Regions from separate parts of the Homo sapiens genome. Here region 2 is linked to region 1. Evidence: read pairs that join two places in POLR2A ChIA-PET (ENCODE). Cell type or tissue: OCI-LY7. All regions are shown on one strand. Region 1 overlaps CFL2 (cofilin 2). Region 2 overlaps SNX6 (sorting nexin 6).

Region 1 (5,000 bases):
TAGGATTGTTTTTCAAATATTCTTGAAAGATGCTACTTTAAAAATATACTAAATAGGGCCAGTGCAGTGGCTCAAGCCCATAATCCCAGCAGTTTGGGAAGCCAAGGTGGGCGGATCTCCTAAGGTCAGGAGTTCAAGACCAGCCTAGCCAACATGTTGAAACCCCATCTCTATATACACACTAAATAGGCTCAGCCCAGTGGTTCACACCTATAATCCCAGTGCTTTGGGAAGTTGAGATGGGTGGATTGCTTAAGGCCAGGAATTCAAGACTAGCCTAGACAACACAGTGAGACCCCGTCTCAACAATTTTTTTTTTTTTAAATTAGCTGGGCAGGCCGGGCATGGTGGCTCATGCCTGTAATCCCAGCACTTTGGGAGGCTGAGGCAGGCAGATCACCTGAGGTCAGGAGTTTGAGACCAGCCTGGCCAACATGGTGAAATCCCATCTGTATTAAAAATACAAAAATTAGCCAGGTGTGGTGGCATATGCCTGTAGTCCCAGCTATTCGGGAGGCTGAGGCAGGAGAATTGCTTGAACCCAGGAGGCAGAGGTTGCAGTGAGCCGAGATCACACCACCGCCCTCCAGCGTGGGTGATACAGTGAGACTTTGTCTCAAAAAAAAAAAAAAAAAAAAAATTAGCTGGGCATGGTGGTGTATGTCTATAATCCCAGCTGCTCAGGAGCTTGAGGTGGGAGGATCACTTGAGCCCAGGAGTTCAAGGTTATATTGAGCTATGATTGTGCCACTGCACAGCAGCCTGGGCAATAGAGTGAAACCCTGTCCAAAAAAGAAGAAAAAAATGTGTGTGTATGTGTGTATATATACATATATATATACATATATATATGTACACACACGGAAGTTACAAAAATAGAGGTTCAATGATCTGTAATACATCTTTTAACAAAAACATTTAATATTTATCTACTTACATACAGTAATTAAGAATGAATAGTTTAAACAGATTATTGCATTTACATAGCATTTTCCTGTTTTCAAAAACCATTTCCATATTTAGTACTCAGGAAACATGGTAAACAGATATTACCGTTCCCATACTATGGGTTAAAAAACTGAGATTTAGAGATTTAATTTGCCAAATTGCATTATGAGAGGAAATTTAAGTGGAGGGATGATTCCTCTACTTCTACATGGAAATAAAGCAATTAGTTGGATGTTCCAGAGCAAAAGAAAAGCCTCAGACTTCTTTATGGGCTGAAAGGAGACAGAACATCCATAAACTCATGCTGTCTTCAAAAGCAGTATTTGAGCTTTTGAAGTGGTGGCTCATGCATGCAATCCTAGCACTTTTGGGAGGCGGAGGTCAGAGGACAGCTTGAGCCCAGGAGTTGGAGATCAGCCTAGGCAACATGGCCAAACTCAGTCTCTACAAAAGAGATACAAAAAAAAAAAAAAAAAAAATTAGGCATGGTGGTGCATGCCTGTAGTCCCAGCTACTTGGGAGGCTGAGGTGGGAGGATCATCTGAGCTGGGAAGGTTGAGTTTGAAGTGAGCTGAAATTTTGACACTGCACTCCAGCCTGGGCAACAGAGTGAGACCCTGTCTCAAAAAAAAAAAAAAAAAAAGGCAACATTTACTGGGACCTGCCTGCCCACCTCTAGTAGCTTTAATACTATTCATAAAAAAATGAACATTCACGTTGTTTTGCATCTCCACCTACTATTAAATGTGCAAGCAAAAACAGGACCTATGAAGAGCAAAATGAGACTGTTTTTTCTGAGTGGCAAACCTAAGAGTCTTCTCAACCTCTTGATGATTTACCATTGTTGAGATTATTCCTTAACAAGAAAACACTTTTAAAAGAATTTCCTCCCAAAGCTTATTTGCCAGATTCCATAAATTAGCTGCTACAAATGTTCTGTATCAGAGAAACTCAAACCCAGTAAGAGGCTTCTCTTCCAATGTACGAAAAAGGCACATTTCAATACACAATGCTGGCCACACTATTTTAGATAATGATGGAAAACAACAGCTGATAGCCAGTTTGGGACACATGCCAACTGTTCCCATTTGTCTGAAAATGCTAAAATTAATTGCTGTAACACTCAGTTTTTAAAGAAAATTGTTATTGATAAATGAGAAAGTATTACCAACTAAAATCCTGAAAAACAGAATAAAGATAATGATGCCTCTTTGATCTGAAATACCAGTTTTTAAACTTTTAATGTTCTGAAGTATAAGTAAACACATCTCAACAGCTTTACATATTTTCATATATTTTATTTTTTAAACTCTCATAACTTTGCAAGCTAGCAGTAAAATATTGCCTTCAATATTTTACTAATTAGCACCGTATACCTTTTAAAGCTAACTGGAACATTGATTCATTATAAATGATTGTAAAATAAAATGATCATTTCAAATGCCAAATTAATCTCAAATAACAAGTGAACTATTATTAATTTTATCTCTTTTTTTGGCTCTACGCACAAAGATGTATTTCAAAGATGAACTTAATTATATTAGTATCAGTTTTGTCAATCTAGCAAATCAAAGTATCACAGTTTAAAGCAATATTTAATCTCTGAAATTACTAGAGGCATACAAGAAAGTTAAGGAATCAGCTACAAAAACAAAAGATACTACATAACTGATTTATAGTCCCTTATTTTTTAAAAGAATGAGGAAATAACTCAATGAAAAATTCCATGGTGCCAAGTATCAGTTACACATATGGTTAAGTATACGTCAGTATTCTCTGTTTTGCTTATCAGAGTTTGGCCTTACCAAAAACCATCGAAATGTCCAGGATAACTCACAGGGACAGCTGGAAGCCTGAAATAAAATTGCTCAGTGCAAAAAGATCCCAAACCATTCATATAATTTTAAATGGAAGCCTAGACATTTAATCCCTATTTTTAATGTTCACATCTGAAAAATCTTTCAAAAATATGGAAAAAATCTAATTATACTAAAATTACTTCCACACATTCAAAAAAAATTTTTAAGGGATATTTTCTTTCCTGTTTTCTGCTAAAAGCATTCCTCTGAGCTATGGGGTTAAGTTCTGAGCCACGACTGACTGCTTACTAGCATGCCTGTTTTGCATACCAGTAGAATCAAGTCCAGTTTTGCCATTTGTGGATAACTATGACAAGATACAAAAGCATGTGTTTGCCATAAATAGCCCTGGCTAACAGCAAACCGCTCACACTGAGCAGATCAAATTCTCTATAAGGAGCACAGTCTGGACCATAGCCAAATCCCACTACTAATGTTTAAGACTGCTATTATCAATTCCTATTCCAATTCAATTTGCAAAATATATTCAGAAATAGTAGGTGAAATGACTGTTCCGAAACATCAGAAGTATCATTAAACTTTTAAAGGACATTTTACAAATTATTTTCATTACGACCAAATAAGCAATAAGAGCTTCCTGCTTCTACTATACAACTACTTAGAAATGTAAATGTGAATAAAAAAATAACTATGCTAATTTATCCAGAGAACAAATCAGATATTGAAAAGTATTTATGCCAAAGTGCAAAAAATAATTTCTGATCTTCATATTAACACATAGGAAATAAATACACTAATGTTTATAAAAGTACCATTCTTTAACAATGGTATTTTATATTAGTTGGCCTTAAGATAGAATACTTTTTAAACCAAATAGATCCAACAAATCTGGAAAATATCACACATGAATGCTGTACAAAAAAAATTCTCAAATGACCAGTGCAGAGATTAGTAATAGCTGTTTTTACCCTAGAAGTTGTTTCACATAACATTTTGCAAAATTTCCAAGGAAAACAAGGCAACGTTCTGTAATATGCCACAATTTTTATTGCAACGTGGCCATTTTTGTGAGGGTGGGGAGTTTGATCTCAAAACAATGTTCCATTTAAGGCTCTTTTATACAGAAATTGCCATCATGACTGATATTCAAAATATCTTTAGTGTTGCAGGACTCACATGGTAAACATAAAACTCCTACACTTATTCAGTAGTGTACACTCAATGGAAAACAAAAAGGCATTAATAACAGCTATTTCTTTTAAGAAGATATGCAGGTAACAGGAATGAACACTGAGGTACTAGGATAAGTTGATGACACAGTTAACAAAACTTAATTGGCATTCCTTTTAGGATATTAAACTTATTACAAAAAGTGCTTTTAATGCATAGTGTTATATCCGTGCTGCCATATCACTAAAATAGGCTTGCCAAGGCAGGTGAGGTGTATGAATGCTCAAGCCTCACAGAACTGCAATCAAGTGCCAACTATAAATAATACTGAAAAAAGTTGACCATCTGACCAGTGGATAATACTTTCAAGGCATTCAATTAGCTTATCCTTTGCAGTATTCTAAGCTATTCACATTGACGATCACATACATTGTAGTGCTTGCTGCAAGGGAGGCATATAACCAGTTGTTTTGGCTAAAATATGACAGGAAGGCATTCCTTGGGTTCTATATAAAAGTAACAGTATTCAACAGTCTAATGGCAATCACTGATAGGCTGCTTAAATAAATGATATTTCCTTCATTCATTGTGTTGGAAGGGCCCAGTGGAAAGGGGGAAATACAACAAAAAACCAAAACCTAATACTATTCCAATGGACTGAGCTGGAGAAATGGAAGCTCCTTAAGATCCAGATGGCACTTGACTGTCATTTTATAATGGTTTTCCTTCAAGTGAAACTACTACATTGCCTCCCAATTTCTCTCCAAGTGTCGAACGGTCCTTAATATCATCCAAGCCATTTACTTGCCACTCATGTTTAATACCTAAAAAGAAAAAACATTATCCTATTACTTTATTATAATTAATAAAGAATAATTTCTCTGCCCCAAATATTCAAGTTTGTACCTGTAAATTTCTTTTTAATGGCATCTTTAGAGCTAGCATAAATCATCTTGCTTTTTAAAGGTGCACTTTCAGGAGCCCTACAGAAAAAAAAAAAATTATTGAATCCCATTTATAAGAAAAACAAAGGTAAGACTGACTATGATAATAATAATCCTT
Region 2 (5,000 bases), 110 kb before region 1:
GAGAGTTTTTAGGCAGGGAAGGAAAAAATAAGGAGTGATCAGCACCAATGGTCAGTTAAACAGATCCAGAGTCAATAATTTACCCGAATCTGGAATTCTTTAGCTCAATCACCTCCTTGGAATTCTCCACAAGGCTTCGGAAGACTCCAAACTCAAATTTAAGAAACATTAGTCAATGTGATAACCCTATTTCTTTTTTTTTTTTTTTTTTTTTTTTGAGACGGAGTCTCGCTTTGTCACCCAGGCTGGAATGCAGTGGCGCAACCTTGGCTCACTGCAACCTCCGCCTCCCGGGGTCAAGCGATTCTCTTGCCTCAGTCTCCCGAGTAGCTGGGACTACAGGCATGCGCCACCAAGCCCAGCTAATTTTTGTATTTTAAGTAGAGACGGGGTTTCACCATATTGGCCAGGCTGGTCTCAAACTCCTGACCTCGTGATCCGCCCACCTCGGCCTCCCAAAGTGCTGGATTATAGGCTGAGCCACCGTGCCTGGCTCCTACTTCTTAAGAGGTTTGCAATTAAGGATTACAAAAAAAATCAGTGTCCCTTGTAGTAACATGATTTATTTTTTATTTTTATTTTTTGAGATGGGAATTTCAGTCTTGTCCCCCAGGCTGGAGTGCAATGGCACCATCTTGGCTCTCTGCAACCTCCGCCTCCCAGGTTCAAGTGATTCTCCTGTCTTAGCCTCCCGAGTAGCTGGGATTACAGGCGCCCACCACCATGCCCAGATAATTTTTGTATTTTTAGTACAGATGGGGTTTCACCATGTTGGCCAGGCTCGTCTCGAACTCCTGACCTCAGGTGATCTGCCCGGCTTGGCCTCCCAAAGTGCTGGGATTACAGGTTACAGGCATGAGCCACCATGCCTGGCTAGTAACATGCTTAACTATCATTCTGTCAATTAATCTACTCAAGTTCTACTGAAATAACTGCATTACTACTGAAAAAGTGTCACTTAAACTACCTTGAAAAATACAAACAGGCCAGGTGCGGCTCACGCCTCTAATCCCAGCACTTTGGGAGGCTGAGGCAGGTGGATCACCTGAGGTCAGGAGTTCGAGACCAGCCTGGCCAACATGGTGAAACTCCATCTCTACTAAAAATACAAAAATTAGGCCGGGCGCAGTGGCTCATGCATGTAATCCCAGCACTTTGGGAGGCTAAGGTGGGAGGATCACCTGAGGCTGGGAGTTTGAGACCAGCCTGACCAACATGGAGAAACCCCGTCTCTACTAAAAATACAAAAATTATCTTGGCATGGTGGCGCATTCCTGTAATCCCAGCTACTTGAGAGTCTGAGGCAGAAGAATTGCTTGAACCAAGGAGGCAGAGGTTGTGGGTGAGCTGAGATCGCACCGTTGCACTCCAGCTTGGGAAACAAGAGCGAAACTGTCTTAAAAAAAAAAAAAAAATTAGCTGGGCATGGCGGCATGCGCCTGTAGTCCCAGCTACTTGGGAGGCTGAGGCACGAGAATCACTTGAACTTGGGAGGAGGAGGTCACAGTGAGCCAAGATTGCGCCACGGCACTTCAGCCTGGACGACAGAGCAAGACTCTGTCTCAAAAAAAAAAAAAAAAAGAAAAATACAAACATTCTAAAAAAAGACCTTGAGCCTTTTCTAACTACTCTTGCCTTTTCCAATGACTCTTTAAAAAGAGAACTTGGGGCCGGGCACGGTGGCTTATGCCTGTAATCCCAGCACTTTGGGAGGCTGAGGTGGGTGGATCACGAGGTCAGGAGATCGAGACCATCCTGGCTAACACAGTGAAACCCCGTCTCTACTAAAAATACAAAAAATTAGCAGGGCATAGTGGCGGGCGCCTGTAGTCCCAGCTACTCGGGAGGCTGAGGCAGGAGAATGGCATGAACCCGGGAGGCGGAGCTTGCAGTGAGCTGAGATGACGCCACTGCACTCCAGCCTGGCTGACAGAGCGAGACTCCGTCTCAAAAAAAAAAAAAAAACTTGGGCTGGGCGCTATGGCTCACGCCTGTAATCCTAGCACTTTGGGAGGCCGAGGTGGGTGGATCATGAGGTCAGGAGATCGAGACCATTCTGGCTAACACGGTGAAACACCATCTTTACTTCAAAATAGAAAAAATTAGCTGGGCGTGGTGGCAGGCGCCTGTAGTCCCAGCTACTAGGGAGGCTGAGGCAGGAGAATGGCATGAACCCGGGAGGCGGAGCTTGCAGTGAGCCAAGATCATGCCACTATGCCACTGTACTCCAGCCTGGAAGACAGAGCGAGATTCCGTCTCAAAAAAAAAAAGAAGAAGAAGAAGAAAAAGAAAACTTGACCACCAATCAATGTGATACTCACATCTTGATTATATTCCAAGAAGACATGGAAATTTAAATCTCTTCTCAAAATAGGATGTGCTGCCACACGACACAGGAACACTTCATGCATCGCAACTGTCTTCTTGAATATTGCCAAATATTCACTAGAAACAATATACAAAATTAAAGGTAAAAAACTCCATCAACTAAAAAGTCACCTGCAACAATTTTTTTCAGAAAATACTCTTTGGATTATTCCGAATGCAAATCAGAGATACAAAGATATAATTCATGTAAACAAGGTTTTTAGTTGAACTGTTAATGAAATACATAAAACCCAGCTTTGAAAAAGGTTTCATGCCAGTTAATAATATTTATATCTAAATGTTAATATTTTTAAGTTTTACAAATTTTTCTTACTTATGCGAGTTGATGTTAAAGTTAACTATAGGGCTGCTTGTTCTCAGCTCTACAGGAAGTGTGCTACAAATTATTTGATAGAATCTTAATGATTCAATATCCAATGACTGCTTTTAAACAACTTAGTACAAAAAAAATTAAAACCCAAACCTCGGTGAGCATATTTTCAACGTTAATAATTATTTTCATCTAATTACCCAAACACACAAGAAACACACTATGAAGAAACTAATTTTTTTTGCCATTACACCAAAGAAATGTGTTTAAAATATTTTAATACCAGCAGTGAATCCCAGAGACCACAAAGTAATACATGTCAGTTTGGGGGAAAAAAAAAAAAAAACATTCAAGGAAAAGGCTTGATATTCTTGCTTCAACTACGTGCAAGAAGGATAAGTTTTACATACCAGCAAACCAGCAGGACCAATGATGGGAGAAGTTTGATCTCTGTGAGGGTAGTCATTCAGTGAAGACAAAAAAGAAGGATGCAGAGGATGGAGGTAGCAGTAGAATAAACCCAAGGTTCTCTGTTATCCAACCCCTAACCAGACCACAAAAGAATCATGATCAGGGCCACTGGAAAATCACAGATTCTTCGATATTAATGTGCTCTGCTCATTTCCAATTTTCAGTCTTATAAACTTTGAATATATATCTGTCTGCTATCAGACCGCTGCTTGCAACTAAGACCTGCTTTGCTGATTTATCTTTTCAAGAGTTTAGCATCCTGAAGAGAAGTATAGTAGCAGTGTGAATATATAACTAAAAACTAAAACTAGTGGAAGAAGAGAAGAGGAAATGCATGAAGGGGAGAAATGACCAGAAAAAGTGACAGAGGTGATAACTAAGGAAAATTATTTCCTTGTACAACTCTCAAAATAGAGAAACATATCCAGCAAATCCAAAATTACTCCAAATGTTTAACAAAAGGGGAAAGATTCTGTGTTTTCAGCAAATACACTAAAAACGAAATATGGGTTGAGTATCCCTACCCGAAAATCTGAAATCCAAAGTACTCCAAAATCTGAAATTTTTTAAATAAAGACATGATGCTCAAAGGAAATATTCATCAGAACATTTCAGATTTCAGATTAGGGATGCTCAACCAGTAAGTATAATGCAAATACTCCAAAAAAAAAAAATTAAAATCCAAAATGCACTCCCAGGGATTCTGCATAAGTGATACTCAACCTGTACATAATTTCCCTTTCTTCTTTTCTCTGCCTGTGGCTTCTGCCCAAAGGGAAAAGAATACAGAAGCAAAGTAACTAAAGAATAGTTAAAAACTGTTTTTCATTAAATGACTATTAGTTTCATATATACTAGAAATGTATTAGTTTCTTGAAAAAACTGTGATAATTCACACTACATACATACGCAGTTTTTAAGAAAACAGAATATATGCAGTTGCTCAGTACATTCTCTTTTGAGAAGTATGGCAATATGCCCACATTGAAAAAAGAGAACTAGGTTGGTAGTGACTAAGGCTTTGTAAATAGAAAAAAAAAAACAATGACTATTCTACTTTAAAAAGTCATGTTCTCTATTTCTTTTTCCCCTTAAGTCCAAAGACAGACTGGACCTTTTACCTTTTTAAAAGAAGCTTTTGGATCTTCCATTTTCAACTTTCAGGGTCTATTTCAAATATGAATTTAAATAACTTTACAGTGGAAACAATTATTCTATAATTTTCCTGTAGGCTCTGATCATGATCATTAATACTGGTTGTATGACTTAAACCTGCATCTTCCAGAAAGGGTTTAATGATGGGATATCAGAAAACACCAAAAAAGGCATTAAAGCAAGCACAATTAACAAAGGCAACAACAACCAAAAAAAAAAAACAAAAAAATAAAAAAATCACTTACGCTTCCAGTTCCTGTTTCATCTTTGTGAATTCTTCCTTCGTCATTGACCCTTCTCCTTCACCAAGCTTCTGTAGTTTTTCCCTTGAAGCATCAAAATCAGGTCTTGGTGGTGCTGGTGGAATCTGTAACAGGACCAAATGACTAATTTTAAGGAAATTTTCATTTCTTGAAGCATTGTACTACTGCCACCATAGAAGACTGTGTCTGGGAAAGCTAAGGGGATCCAGAATGAGCTGAACACCAGGAACACCCAAATTCAGATTGGAGAACTTGACTAGTTGTAGAAATTAAGTTTTGGCCAGGCGCAATGGCTCACGCCTGTAATCCCAGCACTTTGGGAGGCTGAGGTGGGCGGATCACCTGAGGTCAGGAGTTCAAGACCAGCCTGGCCAACATGATAAAATCCCGTCTCTACCAAAAATACAAAAATT

What was found. ChIA-PET counts read pairs that join two places held together with the same protein. Peaks named below come from ENCODE experiments on the same cell type or tissue, not always from the same donor. Only the 100,000 strongest peaks of a DNase experiment are listed, where the experiment ranks them.
Region 2: POLR2A ChIA-PET joins it to region 1 with 6 read pairs; 7 of 35 experiments call an interaction of 5 or more read pairs at or near these places.

Annotation. Positions count from the first base shown.
Region 1 is chr14:34,708,216-34,713,215 of GRCh38, forward strand. It overlaps CFL2 (cofilin 2), which reads right to left. Exons shown (of 4, transcript NM_138638.5): 3 at 4,845-4,921; 4 at 898-4,762. The coding sequence ends at 4,650. Among named protein-coding and RNA genes, the nearest start is that of CFL2, 3.9 kb to the right of the region's middle. In OCI-LY7, no CTCF peak of the experiment used is centred here; a DNase peak (open chromatin) is centred at 3,116; H3K4me3 peaks cover 3,396 bases; H3K27ac peaks cover 4,262 bases.
Region 2 is chr14:34,601,027-34,606,026 of GRCh38, forward strand. SNX6 (sorting nexin 6) reads right to left here. Exons shown (of 14, transcript NM_152233.4): 5 at 4,570-4,691; 6 at 2,322-2,445. Among named protein-coding and RNA genes, the nearest start is that of SNX6, 27 kb to the right of the region's middle. In OCI-LY7, no CTCF peak of the experiment used is centred here; no DNase peak of the experiment used is centred here.